4 separate regions of the Homo sapiens genome follow, and all the other regions are linked to region 3. A link is a loop called in an ENCODE intact Hi-C map of the cell type or tissue named here. Cell type or tissue: PC-3. All regions are shown on one strand. Region 1 overlaps ABCA13 (ATP binding cassette subfamily A member 13). Region 2 has its middle 32 kb from the start of ABCA13. Region 3 has its middle 49 kb from the start of CDC14C. Region 4 overlaps ABCA13 (ATP binding cassette subfamily A member 13).

Region 1 (8,000 bases), 450 kb before region 3:
TTCTACTTCTTTTGTATGAAAGTGGGAAGGTGTAGGTCTTATTTGGTCCATTTGAATTGGCTTATGGCCTATATTCAGTTACAATGATAGAAAATACCACCAAAAGAGGAGGAAGACATATGTATAAATAATGTCATTCCATACTAAATGCACAAACGCAGCATTCTTCTTAAATTGGAAAGTGTAGCCAGGACATTAGATGTTTAGCCTGCATTCACTTCCTGTGCAGTTGCCTAACCTTTATTTCTATCTCTTTTGGAAGATTGTTTATATGTTTTGATCAGGACTTTTATACTCTTAATAAGAATATTTTTGCAGTATTTTGCATCTCCTCATAATTGTTGAAATGAAAGAGAGTTTACGTTTCTTTATTTGAATTACTTTAAAAAACTTGAAGAACACCTTTCGGTATAAATAGTGATTTAAATATTGCTGGAAAGTATGTATCAGATAAGAAGGAATACAGTGAGAACTCAGTTAACATTGTTGATGGGTTCTTGGAAACTAAGACTTTAAGCAAAACAACTTTTTTTCCCTCATCAACATTATAACAAAATGGCGTTGAATGAGATGACATTATTTGAGGACCTGCTGTATGTCCTTTTGCTGAAAGTTGCAGTTGTGAACAACAACTTACTGATGACGCTAAGTGAGGACTTACTGTAAAATGATGTAATGTGGAAATTCTATGTCCAGAATTCAGTGAAATGTTAGGAGCCTTCTTGTAAGTTTTCTTTCATTAAATCCCTGGGTAATGTTCTATTCTGGATGTTAGGGTTACCTGAAATACTTGCCAAGGGGAGTTTTACAGTTGCTGTCTGTGTGATTCAGTGTGAGAATTATAATGCAAAATAACAAAGGCAAAGTCTGCCATCAAGACTCCAAATCTTTGATTACAGTGATCAGTGTCATATTGCTTTTGAAAAGAGTAACCTTTATTTGCCCTCTCTGTTAATTGGGCTACTTTGACATTTTGTCAAAATCTCAGAGCCTCCCGGACAGCCTGCCTGCAGTTAAGGTGAGTTGCCACTTGATGGCACGCATAACATTCTGATGGTCTTAGGCTTGCCTTTCACTGTTCATAGGCAAAGTTCCAGAATTTTCAGACACATTGTACCCAGATACTTAGTGCCGTACCATAATTGATTGTATCTCCTGCTGATCTGTGAGATTATTGAGGGCAAAAACTCTGTCCTTATTCTGTTTCCTCCTCTAACACACACATGCCCACAAATGTGTGCATTCAAACATGTGCATATACATTCACACATGTTCATACACACTCACACACACACACCCTCCTCCCCGCCACATACAACTATGGCCTTTTATGAGAGGGGCTAGAAAAGGAAAATTTAAAAAGGACAGATGAATATTGTTATCAATAATGCCTTAGTTATCAAGGTATGCTTCATATAATCATAGTTAAATATGACCATTAAATGAAAATTCCATTTAGAATAAGATATAAAGGAAAATCTTTAGTCAATGAATAATTCTTGATTTTCACTATTTCTATTGTTTCCTATTTAATTCCCTATAAATGCACTAGGTGAAGACTTACTGCACTAAGCCTCAGTGCCCTCATCTTAAGCAAGGATAATAGTACTCATCTCATCAGATTGATCTGAGAATTACATGATGAAACATAGCACATACACCCTACTACACTTACTCATCCTTATCTAGCTACTGTTGAGACCAGACATTGCCAGCATGCTACATGCCAGGCATCGTTTTTATAACTTTATATATAAATGCATTTATTGCTTGCAACAATCCTATAATATGTCTTATTTATTTATTTATTTATTTATTTTTTCGAGATGGAGTCTCGCTGTCGCCCAGGTTGGAGTGCAGTGGCGCAATCTCGGCTCACTGCAGGCTCCGCCCCCTGGGGTTCACGCCATTCTCCTGCCTCAGCCTCCGGAGTAGCTGGGACTACAGGCGCCCGCCACCTCGCCCGGCTAATTTTTTGTATTTTTAGTAGAGACGAGGTTTCACTGTGTTAGCCAGGATGGTCTCGATCTCCTGACCTCGTGATCCGCCCGCCTCGGCCTCCCAAAGTGCTGGGATTACAGGCGTGAGCCACCGCGCCCGGCCTCTTATTTATTACCATTTATCATGTGAGGAAACTAAGTTAAAGAGTGGTAAAATAATGTGTTCAAGGTCACATGGCTGGCGCACACTCAGAAATGTTATTAATCATTCTTCTTCTTATTATTATTTGCAATAGTAGTGAGGTTTACAGCTTTTCCTTGGAGTCTTACTGAGAATCAGCAAAGTGTTATCTTTCACATGAAGGTAGCTGCATCTGACCTTTCACTAGTGCTACTCATGCAGATTTTGCTCAGTAGGATTCCATGCAAACTAATTAACCACGTGCGGAGATATTGCATGCCTCTCCTGAAGGCTTGCTTGCTCATGGCTTCTTCTTTCTGGTGCCTTCCCCCATCTTTCCCTGTGGTTAGGGGCTCCTCAGGAACATCTAGAGACAGTCAATCCCTTTTTGCTTGTTTAGAGGAATCAGAATGGTGAGGTTGTGTAGAGAAATCAGAAGTGAGGCAGGGTGCTCAGTGTGGGCTGAGATCTGTATATGCAGGTATAGGACTTCACTACCCAGGGCATTGGGTGGGAGGTACCAGCTGGATGGACAGTGACGCTGGCCCAGCAGGAGTCACTTGGAGAGGGGCCAGGGCCAGGGACCAATATCTCTATGGATACGTGCAGAGGAAGGGGTGATGGAAGCACCTGCACAGATGATGCTAAGGGAGAGAGTGGCAATGCACAGTGCCTAGCTTTGTGCATGGCCCACAGAGAACGTTCAGGAAACCTTGGCTAACCACATGAATAATAGAAGACTTACTGCATGCTTCCAGAGTCTGTGCCTGGCACTTTACAGCCATCATCTACTGAACTTTAAATACTGTGATCATCATCTCTGTTTTATTAATACAACGAGGCAGCCAACACTCTGCGTGGTGCAGTCCTATGCCTGCAGACAGAGCCGGCCCACATCTTGCCAAGAGTGGAACTCCAGCAGTTAGGACTGTGCTGCTGCAGGGCGATGTCTCCTTGACTTGTATGCTTCTCGTGAATTGCCCAATGTTTATTTTAGAGATTCTCTTTCCATCACTCCATAAATCCCTGCCAGCGATCCAGGTGCAGCTCAAGGCCCTCGATGTCTCCACCCCACCTCATTTCCCTTTGTGTCTGCTTGCACTTCTGCTTTCTCACCTTATTTTTGCTACTTTAGTCATAGTATTTGGCTTTGAATAAACTGAGGTTGGACTTCTGCCTCCACTACTAACCAAGAAATGACTTCAAGCAAGTTATTTGATTAACTACCTTAGTGACATCATATATCATAGCCCATGGAAAGCATACATTTAATGGGGATTTTTATGTATGAGATCCCATCTACTGTAAGTAAACTGAGCATTGCAATTTTATTGTCTGATTCACCTCTGAATTCCTAAGATGCTGGTACAGTGAGTCACAAACTTAAGTTGAATTGGATACACTGTGTTGCTATCTGTCCCCTCCCTGCCTACCACTGCCTATGCATTTGACCAGCCTCCACTAGCCCGTGAGGGTCTGGGAGTTCACAGTCAAGTTTCATTCATCTTTGCATCCTATGGGTAGCCTGTTTTGCTGAGACCTAGGTAGTCTTAGAGTTATGCCAATTAAATGGATGGCTAAATGAAATATATGGGGTGTGTTTGGCATATGTTGTCACAACCGGATTAGGCAATTGAGGCAGAAGAAAAGAAATGCGATGTGTATAGAAACATAAAATAATACATGGCGTTTTTTTTTCTCCGAAAGGTGTTTTTGATGCTTTTGCAAGATTCCAACAAGAAATCTCACATTGCCCTGGGGACTGAGTCAGAGCTGCAGAACCACAGGCCTACAGGACATCTGTCTGGCTACTGTAAGTACAGAATGGCTTCCTGCATTTCTGCTGGAGGAACAATGACACCAGCCTTATTCAACATCCCTTGTTTTAAAAGTTGTATAGCAAGGTTCTGAAGTTAGTGAGGAGATGTGAGTGTATAGTGAGGGGGCAAGTAAATACAGGTCAGAGGCAAAAAAAACGTTGAGTTTTATCCTGGCTTGAAAAAAAAAAACTGTGTGTTTATGGGACACATTTATCTTTTCTTCAGGACTTGACTTAGTATATAAAAAATTTCTCAATGTATACAGTTAGAATAATGACCATCATTCATCTTATTTTACCTTCATCACAAACAAACTGATCTGGCCTACCTGCGTGGTGTGCCTCTTATGTGCAGGCACCCTCCTGGTAATGGATTTGCATGGTTTAACAAAGCCCCGGATGTGGGCTTTGCCTTCATGCGACCTCTGTCCCTTTGGGACCAAATCATGGCTTCAGCTTTTGTATGCAGCCTCCTTTATAGGCTTTAATGATTGAACAGAATCCAGATTTGGTATCTAGGTGTGTGACTGAAGCTCCAGTTCAGTCCAATTCCTGGCATATTTATTAGCAGCAACTCAGCAAGGATCCCTGAGCTGAGCTCTAGGGATGTGGAGGGTAATAAATCTAAGAGCTTTCCTTCAGAGATTTCAGTCTACTAGGCACATGAACCCATGAATAAGTAACTAGAATTAAATATGTTATAACCTTTTATGATGTTTCCCAAATTGCATCCTTACCAGCAACTGTAGGAATTGCTATTGCTGTACTTCCTCTTCAGCTCTTAGTAGTATCAGATTTGAAAAACATATAATTTAGCTATTAAAATAGATGTGTAGTAGTTTCTCATTGTGGTTTTAATTTGCATTCTCCTAATGATTATGTTAGGCATATATTTTTATTTCCCACAGCTTTATTGAGATATAATTCACATAACACACAATTCACTCATATAAATGGGACCATTCAGTGGCTTTTAGCTTCTTCAGAGTTCTGCATTCATCACCACAATCAACCTTATACCATTTTCATTACTCTGAAAACTGGTGTCACTTAGCAATCACTCCTCAAAATCCCCATCTCTTCAGCCATAGGCAACCCCTAATGTACTTTCAATCTCTAATAGATGTGCCTATTTTGGACATTTTATATACATGGAATCATAGTATGTGTGGCCCTCTGTGACTAGCTTCTTTCACTCAGCACAATGTTTTTGAGGTTCATCCATGTTACAGCGTGCCAGTACTCAACTTATTTTGATTACCAAATATTTCATTGTATAAATATACCACATTTTTGTTTGTCCATTCACCAGTTGATGGGCATTTGGGGTTGTTTCCAGTTTTTTACTATTGCAAATATACTATTATGAACATTTATATACACAATTTTTGTGGATATGTTTTCTCTTACATGTATACCTAGGAGTGAAATTGCTGAATCATATGTTTCAATCATTTGAGAAACTGCTAGACTGTCATCTAAAGTGATCACACCTTACATTCCCACCAGTAGTATATGAAGTTTCTAATTTCTCCACATTCTCCCAACCCTTGTTATTATCTGCTGTTTTGATTACAGACACTTTAGTGGATGTGACACACACCTTAGTGTGTATCTCATTGTGGGTTTTATTTACATTTCACTGGTGGCTAATGATGTTGAATATCTTTTCATAGGCTTCATGGCCACTTGTATATTTTCTTTGGAGAAGTCATATTCAGATTTTTTGTCCATTATTAAAATTGGGCAGATTTTATTTCTAGAGCTGGAAGAATTTCTAATTATGGAATTGTGTGAGTTAAGTGGAATGGTAACTAGGTTTTCATAAATGCCGTTTATGAAGTTGAAGAAGTTTCTATCTGTTCTTAATTGTGGAGTGTTTTTAATCATGAAAGGTGTTGGATGTTGCCAAATGCTTTCTCTGCATCTATTGAGATGATCATTTGTTTTTTGTTTATTTATTTATTTATATGGTATATTTTTGGTTTTTGGTAGTTAAAACAACATTGCATTCCTGGGACAAATTCTACCCGGTCATGTCATATATTGCTGGATTTTATTGTGCTAGTATTTTGTGGAGCATTTTTGTATCTTTATAGCAGGTATTGGTCTGCAATTTTCTTTTCTTGCAGTGTCTTTGGCGCTGTTATCATGGTTATCTTCACCTCATAGAATGAGTTGAGAGGTGATCCCTTCTCTTCTATTTTGTGGACATGTTTGTGAATAATTGGTATTAGCTCTTCTTTCAATGTTTTGTGGAATTCACCAGTGAAGGCTTCTGGGTCTGGGCTTTTCTTTGTGGGTAGGTTTTTTAATTATGATTAATTCAAATATTTAATTGATGTAGGGCTATTAGATTATCTATATTTTTCTCAAATCAGTTTCAGTGTTTTATGTCTTTCTAGGAATCTGTCCATTTCATTTCAGTCGTTATGCTATTTTATGTTATTGGCATACAATTGTTCATAGTAATCAGTTATAATTCCTTTTGTTTTTTAAAAGTCTGTAGTGATGTTTGTCAGGCGTGGTGGCTCACGCCTGTAATCCCAGCACTTTGGGAAGCTGAGCTGGGTGGATCATGAGGTCAGGAGATCAAGACCAGCCTGGCCAACATGGTGAAACCCCGTCTCCACTAAAAATACAAAAAATTAGCTGAGCATGGTGGCAGGTGCCTGTAATCCCAATTACTTGGGAGGCGGAGGCAGAGAATTGCTTGGACCCGGGAGGCGGAGGTTGCAGTGAGCTGAGATTGTGCCACTGTACTCTACCCTGGGCGACAGAGCAAGACTCCGTCTAAAAAAAAAAAAAAAAAAGCCTGTAGTGATGTTTCACCTTTCATTTCCACTTCTAATAATTTGAGTCTTCTCCGTTTTCTTGGTTAATCTAGCTGAAGTGTTGTCAATTTTGGTAATGTTTTCACAGAATCAGCTTTTGGTTTTATTGATTTTTCTCTTTTCAATTTCATGAAATTCAGCTCTAATTTTTATTATTTTGTTTCTTTTACTTACCTTAGATTTAGTTTGCTCTGTTTTTCCAGTGTCTTCAGGTGGAAGTTTGCATGAATTTGAGATCTGTTTTTTATAATTATAAACATTTACTGCTATAAATTTTTCTCTAAGCATTGCTTCAGCTGTACCCTGTAAATTTTGATATGTTGTATCTTCATTTTTCATTCATCTCAAAGTATTTTTTAACTTCTCTTTTGATTTCTTTCATTTCTTATTTAGGTTGTGTTGATTTCCACATATTTGTGAGTTTCTAAATTCCCTTTTGTTATTAAAGTCCCATTTCATTTTATTGTAATCTGAAAGAAACCAGAATGGGTTCATATTTTTAATAGAGATGGGATTTCACCATGTTGGCCAGGCTGGTCTCAAACTTCTGAACGTGGGAGGTGGAGGTTGCCTTGAGCCTAGATCATGCCACTGCACTCCAGCCTGGGCAACAGAGGGAGATTCTGTCTCAAACAACAACAACAACAACAACAACAACAACAACAACAACAACAACAAATCTCTTTTCAACTTATTAAGGCTTGTTTTATGGTCTATGCTGGAGAAAGTTCCATGCCTCTTGAAAAGAATGTTCATCTGTTGTGATAGGTGGTGTGTTCTATAGACATCTGTAATATTTAGTTTGTGTGTAGTGGTTGTTCAAGTCTTTTGTTTTCTTGTTGATATTCTTGTAAATTATTTTATCTGTTAATAAAATTTGGGTATTGATATTTCTGATTATTATTGTAGAATTGCCTATTTCTCCCTTTAAATCTGTTGACTTCTGTTTTTATGTCTTTGCGGGCTCTGTTAGGTACATAAATCATCACAATTTTATATCTTCCAGATGTAAGCCTTATTTCATATCTTTTATAGTCTTCTTTCCTTCTTGTATTCTTCCTGGTCTTTTTAGACAGTGCTGGCACTATACCTGATGAAGCAGTTTTCGCAAACACTTTGTGAAACCTTCTTAGGTTTCAATAATATTCATCCATTAGACAAAAGCCAGGTGTTTTTGAAATAACCTCTTCTGTATTTTTTGGCTTCTACATAGATGGCAGAGGGGA
Region 2 (8,000 bases), 740 kb before region 3:
TTTACATTTTGAAGACAATTGTATTTTACCAATAATCTTTAAAACCCTCTTTTTTTTTTTTTTTTTTAAGACAGAGTCTCGCTTTGTAGCCCAGGTTGGAGTGCAGTGGCATGATCTCAGCTCACTGCAAGCTCTGCCTCCTGGGTTCACACCATTCTCCTGCCTCAGCCTCATGCGTAGCTGGGACTACAGGCGCCCACCACCACGCCCAGCTAATTTTTTGTATTTTTACTAGAGACGGGGTTTCACCATGTTAGCCAGGATGGTCTCGATCTCCTGACCTCGTGATCCACCCGCCTTGGCCTCCCAAAGTGCTGGGATTACAGGCGTGAGCCACTGCACTCAGCCCTAAAACCATCTTTATTTCCCAAAGATTGCTAAAGTCATGTAAGCTAAAAGGCATTACATTTTCTACATTTCTGACAAAATATTTGATTTAAGCTCTTATTGTTATTAAACCAATTAATTTAAAAGTTTACAGAGGGGATAAACAGTGACTTTTTCTTTATATTTAATCAGTTTACACAGACAGAAAGAGGCCAGAAACTGACTGGTGAGAAATTCTCACCCTTTTGCTGGCATGCCAGGTTTCTGGGTTCTCTCTCCCTAAGCAGCCCTGGCAGCCCTGGCAGCCCTGCTTGACTGTATGCAAAAAAACACATTGTCATGAATTAAGAATATTCACAAATAGTTTACAAATGTTGGAGAAATTAGGCAGAGGGAGAAATATGACTCAAATTCTATTTATGAAAGTATACTCAGCCCATTTAAAGTATCAAGAAGCCTAAAATCCAAAAAGTTAGTTTATAGCTGGTGTGCTCCATCAATTCCTGCAGCTTGACAAAAGTAGCTTATAAATTCCAGGTAAATGAAGTGAATGATGACTTGCTGGAAATGCCAAGGAAACAAAATAACTATTCATAGAACCAAATAAAAGCCTTCTACTAGAAACTAAAAAGCATCAGGGTTTTATATATATGGATACACAAGCAAAGCCAGAGGAGAATAACCAGCAAATGAATGAAAACTAGAAGCAAAAACAAATAAACAGAAAACCAATCCTAAATTTTCCTACTTAATTTACCCTGGAGGCTACAGTGTTACCTAGGGCCCCCCAAAACCCACATAATGAATATTTTATTCCTGATACACAATTCAATACCCTTAAATTCACCAATATCATTATACTTCCGTGCAATCAAGAAGATGGATTACTTGAGGTCAAGAGTTTGAGACCAGCTTGGCCAACATGGTGAAACCTAGTACCACTAACAATACAAAAATTAGCTGGGCATGGTGATATGTGCCTGTAGTCTCAGCTACTTGGGAGGCTGAGGCAGGAGAATCGCTTGAACCCGGGAGGTGGAGGTTGCAGTTAGCCGAGATCGAGCCACTGCACTCCAGCCCGGGCAACAGAAAAAGACTCAATCTCAAAAAAAAAAAAAAAGAAAAAGAAAAAGAAAGAAATCCTCTTTAGGCACATGACCAATAAGTACTCTAACACTAGCCACACAAAACAGTAACCATAGTGTGAAACAATGCAAGCGTGTATGTGAAATTTGGCTTTACACTAAATCCAGCTTCATGTTTAACTATATTAAAAAAAGAATTGCCAAACTGCCGATGCATTGTACAATACTTTTTATTTTATTTTAATCAAGATTAAGAGATTTAATTACGAAAATGCTAATTAGCCAAATGTTTCCAATTCTTTATCAGGTTTTAAAGAATATTTTATTATTTAAACTTTTTCCACATCTTTCTCCCTGTTTAAAAATTCCTTACTACATTGTTTCATAAATAACCTTTTGAAAGCTCTGTAATTTGAGCTAACTTTTAGATAACTTCTGAATAGGCAAAATAATTTTTTTTCCACTAATAACCCTTTCTGGCACGTTTTGTATACAGAATTACGTGTTAACTAGAATTGTATCCCTAGTAACCTAAAACTTTAGCAAAACTCTAAAAAGCAAGAAATCCTGAACTATTAGATATGGGCATTCATAAATAAGAACAATTCCACAATTTTAGAAACATATTTCCCTATATTACAACCCTTTCTTAATTGGAAATGACCCAGATATTAAATGAATGTTAAAAATAAGATTTTAATTTACAAAAAAAGTTTACCTAAAACATTTATCCCATTCACTGTACTTAATTTTTTTTTACTTTTAACAAGGGAGACATGAGATATCAATCAACATATGTAAAATGAACATTGGTTCCATCTGGAAAGGCAGGACAACTAGAAGCTGGGAGGGGGTTAGGGCTTCCAGGTTACAGGTAGGTGTGAGAGGAATGGTTGCATTCTTTTGAGTTTCTGATGAGCCTTTCCAAAGGAAGGAACCAGATATGCATTTATTTCAGTGAGACTTTGAATAGCTTGCTCCAAGCAGCTACCAGCTTGAATTAACACTGACATTTTAAAATATCTAGCAAAGACAAACATAAAATTCAGACAAAATGTATGTTGACAATTCTGAAGGCATTTCTATTTTTATCCCACCAATAATTTTAAAGCTAGCTTGTTTAGTAAAGGTATACTTTAAGTCACATGAACTTGAAATTCTTAGACTTATTTACTTAATTTATGAGTGCTCTTTTACTTATAAGCCAATTTGATAGACACAACATATGTACAACAGTGTACATACAAATAAACACATCTAGACATGTATACACATACATAAATGAAGATCCAATAGCTTGGAACCTTAGCCATGAGATAGCAATACAAGCTTGCTGGTTTTACTTTGCCCCAATAGATAATCCAATGAAGGCTGTGAACCAAAATTTCAGATAAAGCAGTCTCCATGGCAGTTTGATTTTTTTTTTTTTTTGAGACCACATCTTACTCTGTCACCCAGGCTGGAGTGCAGTGGCATGATCTCGGCTCACTGCAACCTCCGCCTCCCAGGTTCAAGCCTTTCTCATGCCTCAGCCTCCTGAGTAGCTAGGACTACAGTTGCCCGTCACTATGCCTGGCTAGTTTTTTGTATTTTTAGTAGAGACGAGGTTTCGTCATGTTGGCCAGGCTGGTCTCAAACTCCTGACCTCAGGTGATCCACCCACCTTGGCCTCCTAAAGTACTTGGATCACAGGCATGAGCAGTGATCCCAGTGGCCTGGCAGTTTTATTTTTAAAGGCCAAACCTCCCCAGATTCCCAAGAGCACTGGGGCCAAACCAAGCCAAAGGAGGGCGTCACACGTGAACCAGGCCCCCTGCTTAGAACGGCAGCACAAAAGTCTGGATACATACAATGCTATTCCACTTTCCATTCAACAGTAAACTCCAGATTCCAAACAATGTTGGAGCCAAACAGCATTGCCACTGTGAGAGAAAATTCTAAGGAGGGTTAATACTAGACCTCAGAACCTCTGACGAGAGCAGCCCTTTTGGGCAGGCTGAGGTCTGCTGGACCCCCGGGAGCGTCTTCCTGTGGGGCCCGATCTTAGAGTGCCAGACATCTCTGGCCTTAGGTGGGTGCCACATGCAGGTTTTCCCCGCCAGAGCCTATTATGAGCTTTATAAGAACAGACATGAACTGTAATGTGAAGAACTGGATGCCGGGTGGGCCTTTTTGTTCCTCAGCCAGTTGAGTATGATCAGGGAAAAATTTAGCATAGGAAAAGAAGGTTTACGTCCCCTGAAACATGTGCGAGTTTGCTCCAAGCTGTGCTTCATGTAGGGATCAGGGACCATGCGTGGAAAATATTTTTAAAAAGTCCTTCCCCCTTCGGGGCAGGGCAATTGTAAATGGCAGCTGAAAGACCGAAAAAGAAAGAAGGGAAAAAAAAAAGAAAGAAAAAGACCCAAGTTCCTTAAGCCAACCAGGAGGTGGCAGTCAGGCTTCTCCACATGGAAACTCCTTAGTTTCACTGGCCACGGCCAGAAACCTGCAGTTCCTTCCATGTTTGGGCGCTGCCCACCAAGGGTCCCAAGTTGAAAAGGAAAAGAGAGGGAGAGAGAGGGCCCCTGCATGGAGCAGAAAGGAAAGGGAGAAAAATGAATCCCAAACTTTGGGCTTACATCTTCCTCCTGGCTGGCTGAGCAAAATCTGCTAATGGTGGAAGGTGTCCAGGCTCTTGATGTCCTCAACAAAGAATTGGACAAAATGCACAAACAAAGCAAGGAAGGAATGAAGGGTTTTATTGAAAATGAAAGTACACTCCACAGTGTGGGAGTGGGCCTGAGCATAGAGGTTCAGAATTTTTGGGAGTTTCAATATTCTCTACTTGGGGTATGCCCTATGTAAATGAAGAGGATGAAGTAAAGTTACAAAGTCATTTACTTGGCCTATGCCCTACGGAGAGGATTGTGGGAGATTGGTTATAGTGGTGGGAAAAATGATAGGGAAAGGGCGCAAACCTTCTGAAAGGTCGGAGATTCTGCAGAGCCCATGGGAGAATAGCTGAAGGCAGCTGTTGTATAACCCTGATGCAGGGGGCAAGGAGTAGGTACAAGGGAATGCAGGCGAATTTATCATAAACAGGCTTGTTTACTTATGTTGACCAGGAACTGACCTTTGATCATCTGCATGCCTGACATTCTCTGAAAGGGGAACAATAAATGTTAACTACCTACAGCTTGTGTTTGCTCCAGGCTTTTGGCATTATGCCTGCACTGAATAAAAGCAAGCAGCTCCAGCTTCTCTGGGCTGCTCTCTGGCCACTAGAGCCAGGCAGTCACCTAGCTGCTCTTACACTGCATGCCTGTGTGTGAGCACTCATTTCATCTGTCAGCCAGGGTCTGCAGGACAGACCTGGCAGGAGGTGCCCTGTGTGAGGAACACTGCAACGGATCACGACAGAACCCTCAAAAATGAAAGTGAAGTGACTGTGCAGTAAATAATTGGTGCCTGCTGGGGATTGATTTCCAAGTTTGAAGGGATTTTCAAGCTGGGGTTTCATCATGGGACAACAGTTATCAGCTTAACAGCAACAGTATATGAAAGTGTTGAAACCGCTGATTAAAGCTAGCAAAGCCTTGCTCTCAGAGTCCCAGTTAAGGGACCTAATGCAAACTGTTGTTTTCCATAATCCATCATTCTCAGAAGGCACACTAGACTTAAAGCTCTGGGAACAAGTAGGAAAAATTCTTAAATAACATTATGTACAACGACAGTGAGTCCCAGTAACATCTTTAACGTTATGGGCCTTAGTTAGGGCTGCTTTGGCCCTGCTTTACACAGAAGAGCATAAAAAGGGAGGGGAGGAAGAGCCATCATCTACTTTACCACCTCATCCTCCTCCCTCAGCCCTGCTGTTACCAGGTAAAGGTGCCACAGAGGGGACAGATTTTCCCTGAGCCCCCTCCCTCAGTTAATTGGAAAAAAGACAAGGGATACACTATAGTTATGGGACCCTGTCTTAAGCAAGTGGCATTAGAAGGGGAGCTCTTGGCTTGCCTGGTGATGCAAGATCAACAAGGCAATGGGGTACATGAACCCATTACTTTCAACACTTATAAAAAATAAGAAAAAGCATTAGAGAAAATGGAGCCACTTGCCCATTTACAAGGGGATTAATTGAGGCCATAGCAGACAACTACCATATGACCCCTTTCTGATAATAGCCACTGTTGTAATTTCTCCCCTACCCCTGACATGGCTCCAATTTGGGACATGACAAGATCCAGTTTGGGTAGAAAAGTGGCCTTAAAAGGGAGACAAGTTAACAATGATCCCACGAATTAGTTGAGGGACAATTAACAGCTGGCCATATAGAACCATCAAACAGCCCTTGGAATTCATCCATTTGTGTCATTCCCAAAAATTCTGGTAAACGGAGACTTTTGTATGACTTACATGCTATCAATGCTAATTTGCAACCTATGGGGCCCCTTCAACAGGGGGTCCCTTCCCCTGCAGTGATTCTTTGAGATTGGCCTGGAGTCATTATTGACTTAAAAGACTGCTTTTATGCTATTCCCCTTGCAGAACAGGACAGAGAAAAATTTGCATTTGCAATACCAGCTATCAATAATGAAAGGCCAGCTCACTGATTTATTGAAAAGTACTTCCTCAAGGAATGTTGAACAGTCCTACCATGTGTCAGTATCATGTAAATCAGACTTTGCTCCCCAGTAGAAAAGAACTTCCTAATTTCAAGATCATCCATTATATGGATGACATTTTACTGGCAGCCCTAACGGAGCCAATACTTTTGAGTTTATATGCCTCTGTCAAAAGGAATACACAGTTAAGAGCTTTAATCATAGCACATGAAAAGGCACAGATGTCCTCCCCTTGGAAATATCTTGGATATATACTAACTTTCTGGTCAGTAAGACCTCAAAAGGTTAAATTGAATACTAACAATTTACATACCTTAAATGGCTATCAAAAATTATCAGGTGATATTAACTGGCTTCACCCCAACTTGGGCATAACTACCGACAAATTACAGAACCTGTTTTCTATCTTAAAGGGCAATGCAGCCCTGGACTCCCCCAGGTATTTAACCCCTGCTTCAAAAACAGAAATTGAGGAAATAGAGCAAGCTATTTCTCAGAGGCAACTAGATTGCATAGACCCACAATATTCAGTCCAATTATTTGTATTTCCTATTAAACAACAGGATTAATAGGACACCTTCAGATAGTACTCTCTAATTATGCAGGCCATATAGAACATCCCCTTCACTGATGAACTATTCCAATTCTTATCTCATACTACTGTAGTTATGCCTACAAAGGTAGTTCACTCCCCCATACCTAACACTTTAATGCTTTCCACTGATGGCTCTGGTAAAAATGGAAAAGCAGCTATCTGGTGGGAACCACATAACTCCCTTACTCGATCTGGATTTACTAGTACTCAGAGAGCTGAGGTTGGAGCCCTAATATTGGCTCTGGAAACCTTTTCCACTCAGCCCATCAATGTTGTTAGTGACTCTGCTTACTCTGTTTATTTATTCTAAAACCTTGAAACAGCCCTCATTAAGTCCACTCTTGAGCCCACCCTGTGCATCCTTTTTCTTTGACTTCAGCAATCGCTGGGTCAGTGGACACATTCTGTTTTTATCACACACATTCGGACCCACAGCTTGCTGCCCGGTCCACTAGTTCACGGCAATGATCAAGCAGACCTGCAGGTTATGACATCACTGCTTGGCCAAGCCACCCAATCACATCAATTTTTCCACCAAAATTGGAGAAATTTTTCTAAACAATTTCAGTTAACCTAAAGACTAGCTAAACAAATTATCCTGCAGTGCCCAGATTGCCAGCTCACAGGCAAGTCCCCTTCCTCAACAGGTATCAACCCTAGGGGACTAGAACCAAATCAGTCATGGCAAACAGATGTTACGCATGTCCCTGAATTTGGAAAACTAAGATATGTACATGTATCCATGGATACCAATTCCCACCTAATTGCTCTTCCTGGAGAGTCTGGCTGATATGTCATTAAACATCTTCTTCTCTTTTGTGTTTATGGGGTTGCCCACAGAGATTAAAACTGATAACAGTCCAGCTTACACCAGCTCACAATTTCAACAATTTTGTCACACATGGAATGTCCAACATTCCACAGGTATCCCATATAATCCCCAAGGACAGGCCATAGCAGAACCTGCCCACTCTACCCTTAAAAATATGCTCAGAAAACAACAAAGGGGGAATATGAGTAAGGACCCTGAAACACTATTGGCACAAGCCTTATTTACCCTTAATTTCTTAAATTTAGAGGATAAGTTTCAATCAGCTATAGAAAAGCACTTTGCAAAAATCACTCAAGATATAAAACCTTCATTTTATGGAAAGATGTAAATAGTAATGTATAGTGTGGTCCAAATGATTTGCTAACGTGGGGAAGAGGATATGCTTGTGTGCAGACCCCCTCAGGTCCTCTTTGGATTCCAGTATGATGCATCAAACCATACTGTGGTGTGGCTAGAACCCAACCTGGTACCAGAAATGAAGGAAATGACCTTGCAGGACCCACAGCCCTGGATGATGCAGCTTCCTCGGGCAACACAGACCCTGGACATTTTGC
Region 3 (8,000 bases):
TAAAAAAAAACACAGGAAAATATAAAATACCTTTCAGCTTCACTTGTTCCCTTTTCTTTTGCCTCAGATAACCACCATCATCAAATTTTCTATATATTCTTCCAGTCATTTTTCAGAGCATTTAATACAAATATAACTATAGAGAATAATATTTATTTTCCATATAAACATGGATATTTTGTCTATAATAGTCTGAAACTTTTTATAATCAGCAATATATTTTGAGCTCTTACTACATGAGTGTATTTCAATTTAGTTTATTTTTTTCAACTACTCTATAGCAATTGTGTAAAGTAATTTATTTGCCCAATACAGTCCTTAAGAAATAAAACATTATCAATTCAGTTGAAAGCAACAATGTATACCACCCAGATCAAATATTCTGCTGCCTTATCAGAGGGATGGTGATGAATTAACAAGCCTGTGAATTGCATTTTGCTTGGACTATGCTTGAGTGACAATTGGGTACAGGATTACAGGCTTCTGGTTTTCTCACACCATTCTGATGATATTATTTTACTAAGTTCCAGTTTTCCATTGCTGCTACTAAAAGCATCTATGGTCCATGTAATTTTTGTTCTTGAGTAGCTTTTGCTTTGGAGTTCTACAGTTTCACTATGACTGTGCTTCTGTGGATTTCTGGTTATTATGTTATTCTTACAATTATTGACCACTGAAGTCTCAGAATTAACATTGTTAATTTATCCTGTTTAGAATTTCAAGAAGTGTCCTCATCAAATTCTAGAAAATTGAGAATTGCCTCTTTCACTTATATTCTATTAATTCTTCTGAAATTCAATGAGATATGTATTAGAACTGCTCACTTGTTCATAGATATTAATTCCTCCTTTATATTTAAAAAATTCATTTTTCTGTGTTGTAATTTTGTTGATTTTTTTCTAATACATATTCTAATTCAATAATTATTTTTTCAGTTATGGCTAATGTACTTTTCAACCCAGCTATATTTTTATTTTAATGTTTATATTTTATTTCAAAAAATTTTTTAAACAGTCATAATATTTATAATAATCTCTTATTCATTCCTGTAGTATTCAATTACTTTTCTTATGTTTTAAGCATTTTGGACATATTCCTTTTCTAGTTTGTTTTTGTTCATCCTAATATCTGAATTATTTGAGCTCTAAATCTGGTTTTCATTGTGTGTGCTTATTCTTTCTCACAGTTGCTTGTTTTGTTTTATTAACTTTTTAGTTTTTATTTAATTCTGACTCATCTGAATCTTTGGGAATATCAAGAGCCTGGATTGAGGGTATGTTTGTCTAAAGAGAATCTGTATTTTATTTTTCCCGGTGCAATCAACCTAGAAAGTAGTGGGAGTGACTTCTGATGAGAGTGGGGTTTTTTTTGGTGGGGTTGTGTTTGGGGGAGAAAAATTATTTAAAGTTAGATAGTAGCGGTGTTTGCATAACTCTTGAGTATACTAAAAACTGCTAATTTTCATACTATAAAGAGGTGAATTTTATGGTATGTGAATTATATTTCAATAAAGCTGTAATACAAAAATTAGCCAAGAGGAGTTTGAATCAACTCTACACTCTCAGTCAAACTTTCCTCCAAATAGTACCAAGATGTGGAGCTGTCCAGCGGAAAAAATGTGTCAGGGCAAAGAGTATGTCCTCTACGAACAATTCAAGAAAAGAGGGGATGAAGGCAAGGTCAAAGCTCAGCATCCTTGTCAGAAAGCAAAGTTTTAATTTTTCTTCAGCTGTTTATCAATATCTGCTTCATTAATAACAAGTCTCTACATTTTTGCCAATACTGGTTTATTTTATTTAATATTTGCTAATATAATAGATTTTAAAAAATCTATTCTCACTGCTTTTTAATATGTTTCTTAGATTACTGTTGTGCCTGAAGTGTTTTTTACATTAGCTATTCTAATTTTTTATTTTTAAAACTAAGTTGCCTTTTAAAATCCTTTACCCATGTCCTACCATAAAACTTTTTCTCCTAATGAGTTTTGAGAGAGATTCATAAAACAAAGATTCTAGTCATTTGTTGCAAATATTACATTCTAAATTGCTTCTTGCTTTCAATTTTATTTATAATAACTTATAACTTCTATTTCGGGGTTTTATATATAGTTCTTTATCACAGGACATCAACAGTGTTAAATTAAGTAGGTACTTTTTAAAATAAGAAATATGTAAATATTTACATTTCTTTAGGCATTTCTTTAAGTAAGAAATTCAGCAAAGCCATATGGGACATAAGGAAAATGTCCAAAAAAAAAAAAGAAAGAAAGAAAGAAAGAACAACAACAACAAAATAAAAAACCTGACAATTTACATTTAGTACACATAAATAAAAATTTACATAGCAATAAAAGGGCCACAAACTATTCAATAAAATTACAGACTTTTTAGAGCTAAACTTACTATAGAACTTAGTAGCTGTCTCTGATGTAGAGATGGCAGTAAGATTTTCCTGCTAAAATAACAACTGCAAAGACGGTTTTGGGATGCAAAGGATTATGTGTTTTTATTTAGTTGCAGGAAATAGAAATAGAAACATTTTTATTCTTAGTGACTTTTTTTTTCCTGTCACCAGCCATTGGAAGGACTACAATGTGAAGGCTGAGATCAATGATCTTATTAGTGACTACTGATAGGAGTAGGGGTCCTGGAATATTTTGTGTCTATACTGGCCCGCCTGGCATCTGACTTCAACTACACTGGCTGGGCAGCATGAGAGCTGAAGACAGAAAGAAACACATTAAGCAACTTTTAATTGTGGATATTTAAAAAACATTTGGTTATCAGATCCTTTCCTACTCAAAGACGGCAGGAAACAGGTTCTAGTAGGGAGAAGAAAAAAGAAAGTGGCCTAATGGACAACGATGCAGGCTTTAGTCACTACAAGTGTAGGGAGGGGAAGACAGGGAAAGAGGAGAATAGTAAAACATGACCACAAGATTAGCAAAATCCTAAAAGTTGATGAGATTGCTGAGCAACAGGAGTTCTTGTACATGGATAGTGGAAGAGCAAACTGATGAAAAACCTTTAGAAAACTTTGGCAGCATCCATAGAAGCTGAACATCCTTATTCAGCAAGACCCCTCCCAGTCATAGTCTTCAGTCAGCAGAAGCATATGCCTGTATGAACTAGTGCCCATGTCCACAAAGAATTAGCCACTCTCTAATCCTTTAACTTGATTTCACAGAGCATGATACTTTCAATAAGATTCTTAGTGACAGAGAAAGATAGATTAACGTTGCTATTAGAAGGCTCTGTTTATTTTATTTGTTTATTTTTTTCTTGCTCACATTATTAAGAATGGCCTCACAGAAATAAACTGCTGGGATTTCAAATCCAATACTCTATCGTGAAGTACTTGAACACAGCAACCGTGCCTCACTCCCTTATTGTTCATCCCCAAATCTAGGAAAGTGCAGGCATTTTTCAGGGACTCAATATGTAAGTAAGTACTGAATATAAGCTTCTTAGATGACAGGCTTACACATTTCATAAACAACCAAAAAGCAAAACAAAACAAAACAAAAACAAAACCCAAAGCAAAAACCTTCAAATTTTCCTAAACTAACATATAAAATTAAGGAGATTTTGTGTATTACAATCATTGTGGTATTTATTAAATGTGCCATAAATATTTTATACCATTTCTACTAGTAATTGATGACTTTTACTATGTTTTTGATGCCTTACAATGAAACAAAGTATTTGGTGGTAACAATGTATTTTAAATTATCATATTGAATATCTTTTACACTATAACAGAAATTTTTGGGAATGAGGTGAAAATTTGCTCTAGGTTTCTTTATGATGTAAATTTATCATGGGATTCTCTTAAATGATGAGCTTGTCAGGGTAGTTGAATGGCAGGTCTCTGTTTTAGTGGTACTTTCCCTAACCTCCCTCCCAAAATAGCACCCCTGGTTCATTCATTCTTCTGCAACCTTACACTGTATTACATATTTTTATTTGCCCATGTTATCTCTCCACTAGTAGAATATAAACTCCTTGAAGACACTTTGTCAATTGTGTTCATTGATGTATCTCAAGCTCCTATAAATGCTAGTGACCTAAGAACTTACCCATCTACCCTCAGAATATGTCTCTATCCAGTTTCTTTTAGGGGCCTCGAGATAGGGCTGCTTCCAGCAGCGCTCTAAATTCTCAGCTATGCTGATTATTCTCAGTCCTCGGCTGTAGCAACAGTGCTCTTTCCCTTAATTTTATTGTACTTTCAGTTCTGGGATACATGTGCAGAACGTGCAGGTTTATTGCATAGGTATACACATACCACGGCGGCTTGCTGCACCCATCAGCACTCTTTCTTAGTAGTTGACAGTACAGATGGTCACGATGCTGGGCTGACCTCTGCTGGCCACCAGGTTGCAAACGCGAATGCTAGTGTGTTTCTTCCTCAGGGCCCAGCAGGAGAATTCCTTTGAGCTTTGAGCAATTCTTTCAGAGAAAGGAGTCTTCTCCCCACCTTTTGTTTAACTATAGTCCTAGAGAGGTAGGGATACAGCCAGGCATAGTCTTCCATTATTCCTGATTCCGTTTCTCAAACCACGTGCCTGTGGCCCCATCTGACACTCTGGGCTTGATTTCTTGAGGTATGATGATTTTCTCAAAAGATGCCTCTGTCTTCCCATGAATCTGGTGTTTTTAGGAGTTGCCCAGGCCACTCGATGTCCTATATGTGTTTATACTCCAGTCATTAACAACTTCCATCAAGTTCCTTGCCACTGGGTTTCTCGACGCAGGAGATGTGAATGGACAACTAATTCAAACTCCTGGAGCATTCTATTAGGGTTAAGAATTTCTCACGTATACCCTCGCACTTAGGAGCCTCCTCTGCCCTAAATATGCTGGGGACATCTTTGGTGTGTTGTGGTGTCTCCTCATCAGTAAATGAGGTCTTACGTCTGTATCAGCCCAAACAGTAAAAACAGTGGATCACAATCACAAAGATAGAACAGAAGAATAGGCAAGACTTCTATTCTAGTGCTCTTTTCCAGGATAATTGGTTTTTGGGGAGGAAACGTAGAGTTCATATGAACGGATATAAATGGAGTTATTCTATGCCAAACAGAGCCTATCATGAAAGCTCTGTAAGAAATCTCTTCCCTCCTGTCCCCATATTTGCATTCACCACCAGGGGTGTCTCTTTCGGTGTTTGAGTTTCAGTTCCTCTGTTCATATGAACTCTAAATTTCCTCCCCCAAGGACCAATTATCTTGGAAAAGAGCATTAGAGTAGAAGAGTTGCCTATTCTTCTGTTCTACCTTTGTGATTGTGATCCACTGTCTTTACTGTTTGGGCTGATACAGATCTAAGACCTCATTTGCTGATGGGAAGACATCGTAACACACCAAAGATGTCCCCAGCATATTTAGGGCAGAAGAGGCTCCTAACTTTTAGGACCGTCTTTCCTGCTGCCTCAGGTGAGCAACACACATACAAAAAAACTTTTCTAAAGTAAACAGACACAGATTTTTAGGATTGTGATACGTAATTTTTAAATAAAAATATATTCATTTTAAGTGTGAATATGCTAATTGTAGAAATTTAAAAATGAAATATAAGAAGGAAATGGTTTTCCAGATCGCTTATAGCCTTAGAAACCATCGTTAGCATTTTATTATTTTTCCTTTCAGCTCTCTCTAAGAGCAGTTTTAGATCATAGTTGCTCTCATGCTTTAATTAAATTGTGTATTTGGTTTTCCATTTAGCATGAAATCAGTATTTCATTTGATAAACATCATTTTAATAGGTTGCACATTACTTCTTTGAGCAATTCTACCACAACATAATAGCCTCTCACTTGAGGAATTTTGGGTCTCTAGTTTCAATTGCTGATACTGATGTTGTTATTTTATACATAATACTATAATACTACTCACCAGTGAAAATGAAATAGTAGGCAATCTGGCAGTATGTATTGCTTTGAAGTTAATAGTAATAATACTAATAACCCTTGCTAGTTTGGGACCTACAATGTGCCACTCAGCTGTTTTCATGTTACCTCCTTCAGTCCTTAAAACAGTGCTGCTGATAGACACTGATTCCATGTTTCCCAGATGCTCACTGATTAAGTCACACTACCCAAGTCATACAATCATCACAGGTAGGAGCCAGCTATTAGAACCTAGTTCATCTGAATCTGAAGTCAATGATGTTTCCATTGCTCAATGCTGCCATAGATAAGCATGTGTATATAAAGTTTTCCCTGTCTTATTTCCTAATGTGAAGATAAATGTGATTTTTTTAATTGAAATATGTTATCAGCTAGGTAGAAAAAAATGACCAAGAAGTACACTAGGTATGAGGAAATTTCAACATGCACATAATCTCTATAAGTATAAATGTCCCCTAGCATTCTGTACTGTGGGTAACTGAGAGGCAAGTGACTCAGATTGGGCCATTTGCATTGTTAAATAATTATTTCTTGCTGTGGCCAGGCTCAATCAGGACTATGCACAGTTAAGGTATTACCCAAATGAATGGTGAGGACTTGACATGTGTTGAGAGCCTCTTTTGTGCCAGGGAAAATAGGTAGTACTGACAAAAGATGTGAGGAACACATTTTAATAAAATGTGACAACTGTCATTGGATCCAAGAAGTGGATCATCAACTCATTCTCTGGAGTGAGAAGAAAGTTAGACATGGCTTCCCAGTAAACAGGTCAGAAGGATCCGGCTGCATGAGAAGTTGGGGGAAGCAGTACGTGAACAGAGATGGTTTCCCCTTAACACTGTCAAATGAGACCCTGAGTGCCTCTTGAGGACAGGAGCTTTTTTCTTAGTACCTATTGTACTTCTCACAGTGCCTGGCTCACAAGAGTCTGTCAATGCATACAAAATAGATAGATAGACAAATAGATATAGAGATGTGGATGGATAGATTAATAGGAAGATATAGAAAATAGATGTATGTGTGAGAAAGAGAGAGATAGAGATGAAGATAGAGATCAATAAACAGATATAGATAGATGATAGATTAGATAGATAAAAGGATGAGGAAAAATGGGTAGATAGCTACAGATAATGTGTGTGAAAGATAGAGATAAAGATACAAATAGATCAATCAATAGAGATAGATGACACATAGACACACACACTTATACATGATTTATCTATTCTATCTCTCTACATGGATAGATGATGGCTAGATAGATGAATATAAAAATAGGTATATATACAGATTTTCTTCTTTCTATTGTTACTGCAAGCCTAGAGCATATTAGGTGCTAAACAAATAACTAAGGTTTAGGAAAATAATTGGTTAATGGCTGATATGTCTTCTCATAAACCTTGAGCTGTTAGCACTATGCAGTCTCTTCTCAGCACTTCATGCTTTATTCTGTAGCCTGGTGTGGCACCGAGCCCCATGTTACTGTGAGGTGCACACCCAGGACAAGGGTTTTGGGCAGCCTAGACAGCCCATGTCATCTACATTAAACTCTGCTTTCTCTTTACATTTTTTTTCTTTTAAACACAGCCTGAACATGAGTGAGACAAACATCTGTAACCTTTTCTAACAATATCAGAGGATATCATTTTTATATTTAGAAGGTGGATGAGATTGAAGTCAAGAAGAGATGCCGGGGCAGCTCATATTATTCACAAGCAACATAATCACTGTGAAAATACAATCTTTTTTCCCCCTTTGGAGACCCAGTTACTATATTTTTTTAAAAGCATTTGTGCAAGAAAAAACAGCTTATTAAAATGCATGAGGTCTAGCTTGCCTATCACCAATAATCAGAATATTTTTATCTGCCATAAAATCTCATGTTGACAAGTAATGTTCTTCTCAGTTTTGCAAGTATGACGCTATTGTCCATTTGATTTCTCCATCACCTGCTGACCTACTTCCTGTTACTCACCCAGCAGGCCCTCCTGAGGCAACCTATTGATGCTCTTGTTGGTTCTTCTACCCCTTTATCTCATAACAATCTGTCAGCTCACCCCTCCAGAGGGTTTAAATTGCCACCAACTGGTCAA
Region 4 (8,000 bases), 580 kb before region 3:
TTACCAACACTCGTTATTTCTTGTCTTTTTGATAACAGCCATCCTAACAGGTATGAGGTAATAGCTCATTGTGGTTGATTTGCATTTTCCTGATGATTAGTGAAATTGAGCACCTTTTCTTTTACCTGTTTGCCATTTTGATGTCTTCTTTGGATAAGTGTCTGTTCAGGTTCTTTGACCATTTTTTAAATTGAGTTATTTGTTTTTCTGCTATTGAATTGTGTGTGTTCCTAGGAACAGAGCTTCAGGAAGTTAAGAGCCAGGCGATTTGGTGGAGAATTGCGTGTTCTCTGCTGTGTGTTCAAGAACAAGCTGTCTTGCTTGGCTGGCTAACAGCGGAGCCAGGAGTAAAATCTGGGCTTCTGTATTTCCACAGCCAAGGGCTCTTTCTACTACTCTGCAATGCACAGAAGCAACTGACATGATTGTTCTCTGTGTTTCCTGAGACTAATGAGAATAAATCAAAATCTTACAGATAAGTATGTGTGCTTCTAACCTATATCATTGCTATGTTTTCTAGGAAATTGAAAAGATATGGTCCTCGCCGAATCAGCTAAATTGTGAAAGTCTTAGCAAGAATCTTTCTAGCACCTTGGAGAGCTTCAAGAGCAGCTTGGAAAATGCCACTGGCCAGGACTGCACAAGCCAGCCGAGGCTGGAGACGGTGCAGCAGCACTTGTACATGTATGCTCTGATATTCTTTCATGCCCTCCCCAGTACTTCCATTCATAGAGAGGATGTCTAGGACTCTTTAAAATGTGAATTTCAGACAGTGGTCTGTATAATATACTCTTAATGTGCATATTAATATATATTTTCCAAACATCAAAGTTTTCCATGACAATTTTTGAGTGGTAAAATGTAACAGCAGCATTAATCAGAAGGCTAACTTTATTGGCGATAAAGATATTAGATATAAGAATGTAATCCACAACGCTTGGTGGCAAATGCCTGTAATCCCCTCTAATGGGAGGCTGATGTGGGAGAATCGCTTGAGGCTAGGAATTTGAGACCAACCTGGGCAACATAGCAAGACCCTGTCTCTAAAAAATAAAAGCAACAACAAAAAAATTAGCAGGATTTGGTGCTGTGCATTTATGGTCCCAACCACATAGGAGGCTGAGGCAGGAGGGTTGCTTGACCCCAGGAGTTCAAGGCTGCAGTGAGCAGTGATTGTGCTACTGCACTCCAGCCTGGCTGACAGATAAAGGGCCTGTCTCATAAATTAAATAAATAAATGAATAAATTTCTGTTTGAACAGCAAATATTTTTCTTTTCTTTTCTCTTTTTTTTTTTTTGAGATGGAGTCTCGCTCTGTTGCCCAGGCTGGAGTGCAGTGGCGCGATCTCGGCTCACTGCAAGCTCCACCTCCCGGGTTCACGCCATTCTCCCTCCTCAGCCTCCTGAGTAGCTGGGACTACAGGCACCCGCCACCATGCCCGGCTAATTTTGTTTTTTTATTTTAATAGAGATGGGGTTTCACCGTGTTAGCCAGGATGGTCTCCATCTCCTGACCTCATGATCCGCCCCCTTCGGCCTCCCAAAGTGCTGGGATTACAGGCTGAGCCACCGCACCCGGTCGCAAATATTTTTCAAATTACCTTCATGTTTGATCAATTTTGCTTAGTGTTCTGAAAGTGTAAAGCACCAGAAGGGGAAATAAGGAACTTTAAATTCTGCAAGTGACTTTTTCACTGAAAGAATGATGTTCATCTGACCCTGGCTATCCTAATTTCTCGTACGTTCCATGATCTATCCTATCTATTCTCTTCACAGTTGTGAAAAGCCATTTATTATGCATCCTCATTCCCCTGGTTCATCTCGGTTGGCAGGAGCTCTGAGAAAGAAATACTGGAGTGTGGGTAGTATTAATGGATATTCACATACAGATGGTATTGGGAGACATGTGGGTCTAATTGTTGCAGGAACTTTATGGAAATGTGATCTTGTTATCCAGTCCATCTCTTGGGAGCTGAGGCAGTATTATTCATTCCAACACTGTTTCTGATGTTTTAGCTTGCCTAATTTAGCTTTAATTTTCTGCCATTTTAGGTTGGCCAAAAGCCTCGAGGAAACTTGGTCATCAGGGAATCCCATCATGACTTTTCTCAGCAATTTCACAGTAACTGAGGGTAAGTATGTGGTTTTCCAAGTTTGCTTGATTAAAAATTAAATTTAGTTTCTCATGCAAATATATTATTAAAATAAAACATACAACAGAAAATTTATGCTATATGTGATACATAATCATTTACAACTTGGCTGGTATGATGTATTTGGCATTTATAAAGAAAGTCCTGAAATCCTAGGGTACCATGTTGAAGCAGAGGAACAAAGAGAAGCTTCTGTGGTCTGGATTTTGCTCTGGCCTTGCCTCCTCGGACAAGCAATTGATGTCTGTGTGTCTCTGTTTCCTTGGCTGTTCACTCTGTCAACTCATGAAGCTTCTTGTAGCATTAACATGCCATGTCTGAAGAATTCTGGCAAATACTTAAATGATCCCTCTCTTCTTAAAAAAGTGAGATGAGTAGATGCATGTATACAAGTGAGTTTCTTATAGCACTTGGTCACTGCTCCCTAAGAAGAAGCTCTTTCTTTCTTTCTTTCTTTTTTTTTTTTTGTGTCTCACTCTGTCACCCAGCTGGAGTACAGTGGCGTGATCTCGGCTCACTGCAACCTCCGCCTCCTGGGTTCAAGCGATTCTCCTGCCTCAGCCTCCTGAGTAGCTGGGATTACAGGGATGTGCCACCATGCCCGGCTATTTTTTTTTTTTTTTTTGTATTTTTAGTAGAGACAGGGTTTCACCATGTTGGTCAGGCTGGTCTCGAACTCCTGACCTTTGATCTGCCCACCTCGGCCTCCCAAAGTGCTGGGATTACAGGTGTGAGCCACCACACCCAGCCAGAAGAAACTCTTTCTAAAGTAAATGTTCTTAAAACATACAGGCCTTAGAGAGAGTAGACCAGTAACCAGAAAATACCACAGAACCTGGCATTTTGGTTTATTGTCATATAAATTATTTAAGTTATTCCCAGGGGAGTAAGGTATGACTTTATTTAGTGATTTATGGGTTGAATGGTGTGAAAGAAACTATCCTAGCCAGGTTGTAATATCAAATTTTGTTTTCGCAGTCAGTAATGATCTAAACCTTTATTACACAAATTTCTTATTTTCCTTACTTTGCAGATGTAAAAATAAAAGATTTGATGAAGAATATCACCAAGTTGACTGAGGAGCTTCGCTCTTCCATCCAAATCTCGAATGAGACTATCCATAGCATTCTAGAAGCAAATATTTCCCACTCCAAGGTGTGGTGCTGTTTCTTGTCTGTCTGTTTTGCTCATGGAAGGAGCCTTAGCCTGAAGTCACTGGCACTGTGTTGTCCTTTCTTCCTTCTTGCCTTCCTCTCCTTTGGCTAGTGTAGTGGGTTGCTGCACAAATGATATAATTGGAGGCAGAAAGGAAACAAGAGAACAAGCAAGGAACCAAAGGGTGTCATTGTCCCATGCCAAAATCTTAGGGTTTTTAATTCCATAATATTTTCTTTATTTGGAGTTAGAACAAAGTTGGTGATTATTTATTCTGTTGATTTCCAGCCCTGATGCATGACACCTGGGAAGGGTCTCGGCTTGATTCAGCAGGTGTTGCAAAATTCTTAAAATACCCAAAACCAAAAACAGCTAAAAATATCTTAAGAATCAACTATGACTTCCTCTGAGTGGAGAGTGACTGGGCACAGTCTGACTATGTGCTACCGTAGTGAATCACTGTGAACGCAAATGAGTAATGGCAGGCTGTGTCATCTCCAAGCTGAAAAATGTGATAAAACAATCAAAGAGCTACTGCAACAAACCAAGGGATGAGTAACACATACGGGCCACATGGGGTATGGTTTCTCTGTGGAAAAGGGGAACGGGGACATCTCATGTTTTCCACAGCAGATATCACCTGGATCCTTAGCAGGAGATTTTCTGAGACAGCTTTCAGCACTTCTAGTTGGGGTTTTATCTTCCTGTACAGAGAACCTTCCAGAAGTAGTAACCGTGGAGCTGACTCGTAAGTGAACGTTGCAATTGACCATCAACTGGGCCCCAACACACGTTTAATATCATGTCAATTCTGGTTAATTGGGGCTTATTGCAAGCTTGACGGGTGGACTAATGAAGAATTAATCTAAATTAAAAAGAGATTAGAAGCTGGGAAACCAAAATTCAAATGACAGTGTCACCAAGTTACTTATAATAAGGCACTTAGTATTTATCTTCAAGGAAAAATGTCAAATTCAGCTTATTAAACATGCAAGAGCCAAGGAAAGCAGGGGGCAGTGCTGAAATTGTCTCTTCCCTACCTCGCATGATGCCTTATAGAGAAACAATGAAGATTTTTGGTTTAAAATCTTTAGTTATTGAAACGAGTAATAGGGGAAAGAAGCAGTGGAAGGAGTAATCGGAGCAGCTACCTGGGAATGTTTTAAGACCAGGGTCAGATTAGCTAACTTCTGGGGTCCCTTTCAAATTCAGTTTTATGATACTTTTTGGGTTTGGGCTCAACTGTTTTTGATGACCACTGCCTGATGAAACAAGTGGCCACTGGGTGTCACTGCTGTTCTATTATGGGAGGGCTGTGCACAGAGAAGGCTCCTGTGGTAATGTGGTATTGTCTTGTGTAGATGGTTCTGTAGTGCTTTTTTTGCACTCTGTGTATCTTTCTCTACCTCTTTGTCAGTATGAATCATTATGATCGCCTAAACAGCTGGACAGTTAAGTAATTGGGAGGAGTATTTAAAAAGTTGCATTCTTGCGTTTCAAATAAGTAATGAGATTATTTGCTTTGATGGTTAAGTATATCCATAAATGCACATGTATCTACAGATCCTAGGCAAGGAATTAACATTAGGTTAGGAGGTGACACTTTGGATACTTGTTTTTTCTAGATTGTCAGGTTTTTAGCAGCACCATATTATTTCTAGTATCCTTTTCTTATCTTTCTTCCTGGGTTTCTCTACCATAGCTTTAGTCAGTTTGCAAATAATCACATCAGATTCTTAGTCCAGGCTGTTGGTGGCATGCAGGGAATACTCTTCAGTGGTGCTAAAGCCCTGGCAAAATTGCAGAAATCTTCATTCATTCATTTCTTCCTTTATTCACTTAGGAGGTTTCTGCATGACAGGCATGGTCCCAAAAACTTGGGCTCAAAGCCCGTGCTCCAAGGGAGCCAATGTTCTGTGGGGGATGACACAGTAAATATGCAAACAAAAGAAGGTCAGTGTTAAGAGACCAGAAAGTTCTATCATGCAAATAGAACACAACAATGAGGACAGGTGGTCCCTGGAAGCCTCCCTGAATCGGTGAAGATGGATGTCAGACTGGAATGATGATCTGCATATGAAGAGCTATATGAGAGTCACAGAGCTGGGGCATTTCTGTCAAAAGACCAGAGACAGGAGTGAGCAGAAGGAGGCAAATGCAGCAGATGCATGGATACCATCTCATTTTTCTTTCCTGCCCTCTTCCCTGGCTGCAGAGAACCTGCCATGGGCACCCACCCATGGGAATTTCCTTTTTCTTGCAGAGCTCTATTCTCTAATATCAGCATCACCCAATTAAAACCACAAATCACAGGGGCTTCCTGGACACTGGAGCCCATCTAGCCCAGCCTTCTGTCCTGGGTTTGCATCCTGTCCACCTGCCCTGTGAAGCACCCATCCACTTCATGCTGTGTTCCTATGTTTTAGGCACATGTTCAAATCAACAATGACTTCCTTCTTTGTGTTGGGCCAAATTTTTATTCTTTTAAAATTAGCAATGAGGCCAAAGTGTCAGGACCCAAATAGATTGAGAGAGCAATCAAAAGTCGGCCCTCTGTCCCTTTATTTTCTGTGGTAAACAATTAGGCAGAGTTCAGAGGACTTTTGCTTGGAAGATGAATATTTTTTCACAGTCCTCAGTGGATTCATTCTCCCCGCGCCACAAATCTTAAGGAGGAAGGGAGAGGGCATTCCCTGAAAGTTCCAATCTCTTCTGGGAGGCTCCTTCAAATGGAAAGGTATTCTGAATTTTTTTTCTTTCTGTTTCTTTTGAGCAGAAATGATTGAGTTTGGTGAATCTGGTCAAATTTCCTTATCTCACTTGGGGCCGGTCCTGGGGGCTGGTTCTGTCGGTTGCGACATTAACAGAGCTGCTGGGCATAATTTATGGAGAGGGAGAGATTCCTTTTAGGAGTTTGGAAACATTACACATTCCACTTGTTTTAATACATGAAGTTTGTTTCCTGGAAAGCTCCAACAGATAGTTCTTGGTGAAACTCATTTCAGAGCAGACACTGGTCAAAATTTGCTCATTCTTTTTTTTTTTTCTTTCTCTGAAGACAAAAAGTAATTAATGTGTGACTAGAGTTATGGGTTTCTGGGATCATGAGAAGTTTGGCCTGAAGTTTCCTGGAAGACACCATCTGTCATGTGCAGAGTCTCATTCTAGAGAAAGTCCTTCCTAGGCCTTAGACTGCTTGTCTGGCTCTGTCACCACATCAGGAGATTGGGGTTTGTGGTCCTTGTAATCCAGGATTCACAGAATGAAGTGCACACACCCATCCACCACCATCTCATTCTCTGGTGTTCTTAGAGTAGGGCTTTTCTCTTTGATTTGTTTGATTTGTTGTCCTACCAGAGTATTCTCAGTAAATGTGGTAGGTTCTCATTAAACATTCACTAAAATAAAGTGAAATTCCAGCTACTCTCCTTCCATTAAGTCAGCTAGCGTTTCTTAGGTTTATGAAAGCCACGTTACCTTATTTGCTCATTAGGAATTCTGAGAAATGAGTATTGTGCTAAGGGCATTTGTGTCTCATTTAACTCCCTCTGAGCAGGGCATTTCTCTTCTTTCACAGATGAATGTGATGCTGTGGAAGTCACAGCTGGGAGAGGGCCTGAAATCAAACCCACGTCTTTGAACTTGAACTGTGTTATTCTTCCATCACATGATGTTATTGCTTCAATTTGTTACAAATTAATAGTTCTAAGAAAATTACTGCTTGCCGATGGGTTTCCTCTTCTCCTACTTGCACTTATGTAAATATTTTTAAACCTTAATTCCCCAATTGGCATTGATCTCTGCAAAAATGCTTCTTGCTAATTTTGGCAAAATATTTTTTCCTTTTTATTTTTAAAAATTAAACTTTTATTTTAGGCTTAGGGGTGCATATGCTGGTTTGTTATATAGGTAAACTCGTGTCAGGGGGTTTGTAGTACAGATTATTTCATCACCCAGGTATTAAGCCTAGTATCCAATAGTTATTTTTTCTGATTCTCTCCCTCCTTCCAACCTCCACCCTCAAATAGGCCCCAGTGTGCTTTGTTCCCCTCTTTGTAGCCATGTGTTCTCATTATTTAGCTCCAACTTATATGTGAGAATTTGCAGTATTTCATTTTCTGTTCCTGTGTTCATTTGCTGACGATAATGGCCTCCAGCTCCATCCATGTCCCTCCAAAGGACATGACCTTGTTCTTTTTATGGCTGCATAGTATTCCATGGTGTATATGTACCATATTTTCTTTGTCCAGTTTGCCCTTGATGGGCATTTAGGTTGGTTTCATGTCCTTGCTATTGTGAATAGTGCTGCAATGAACATACATGTGTAGGTATCCTCATGGTAGAATGATTTATATTCCTTTGGGTATACAGCCAGTAATGGGTCAAATGGTAGTTCTCTTTCTAGTTCTGTGAGGAATCGCCACACTGGTTTCCACAATGGTTGAACTAATTTACATTCTCACCAGGAGTGTATAAATGTTCCCTTTTCTCTGCAACCTCATCAGAATCGGTTACTTTTTTGACTTTTTAGTAATAATCATTCTAATTGGTGTGAGATGGCATCTCATTGTGGTTTTGATTTGCATGTCTCTAATGATCAGTAATATTGAGATTTTTTTCATATGCTTGTTGGCTGCATGTATGTTTTCTTCTGAAAAGTGTCTGTTCATGTCCTTTGCCCACTTTTTAATG

Evidence for each region. Hi-C counts contacts between places; a loop is a spot of excess contacts. Peaks named below come from ENCODE experiments on the same cell type or tissue, not always from the same donor. Only the 100,000 strongest peaks of a DNase experiment are listed, where the experiment ranks them.
Region 1: a loop joins it to region 3, with 9 times the contacts of the local background. A loop is called at or near these places in 33 of 110 quality-filtered maps.
Region 2: a loop joins it to region 3, with 22 times the contacts of the local background. A loop is called at or near these places in 3 of 110 quality-filtered maps.
Region 4: it touches region 3 in a loop (13-fold over the local background); 38 of 110 quality-filtered maps call a loop at or near these places.

The regions. Positions count from the first base shown.
Region 1 is chr7:48,423,938-48,431,937 of GRCh38, forward strand. ABCA13 (ATP binding cassette subfamily A member 13) reads left to right here. Exons shown (of 62, transcript NM_152701.5): 42 at 3,829-3,934. Among named protein-coding and RNA genes, the nearest start is that of ABCA13, 260 kb to the left of the region's middle. In PC-3, a CTCF peak has its summit at 1,027 (motif pointing right); DNase peaks (open chromatin) are centred at 1,054, 3,374 and 3,964; H3K4me3 peaks cover 2,768 bases; H3K27ac peaks cover 3,058 bases.
Region 2 is chr7:48,135,710-48,143,709 of GRCh38, forward strand. No RefSeq gene overlaps it. Among named protein-coding and RNA genes, the nearest start is that of ABCA13, 32 kb to the right of the region's middle. In PC-3, a CTCF peak has its summit at 3,844 (motif pointing right); a DNase peak (open chromatin) is centred at 4,572; H3K27ac peaks cover 708 bases.
Region 3 is chr7:48,871,143-48,879,142 of GRCh38, forward strand. No RefSeq gene overlaps it. Among named protein-coding and RNA genes, the nearest start is that of CDC14C, 49 kb to the right of the region's middle. In PC-3, CTCF peaks have their summits at 4,360 (motif pointing left), 4,559 and 5,165; a DNase peak (open chromatin) is centred at 4,349; H3K4me3 peaks cover 694 bases.
Region 4 is chr7:48,295,180-48,303,179 of GRCh38, forward strand. It overlaps ABCA13 (ATP binding cassette subfamily A member 13), which reads left to right. Exons shown (of 62, transcript NM_152701.5): 21 at 521-684; 22 at 2,053-2,132; 23 at 3,187-3,308. Among named protein-coding and RNA genes, the nearest start is that of ABCA13, 130 kb to the left of the region's middle. RefSeq lists an enhancer at 3,096-4,295 and a silencer at 4,643-4,702. In PC-3, a CTCF peak has its summit at 4,577 (motif pointing right); DNase peaks (open chromatin) are centred at 3,792 and 4,642; H3K27ac peaks cover 2,323 bases.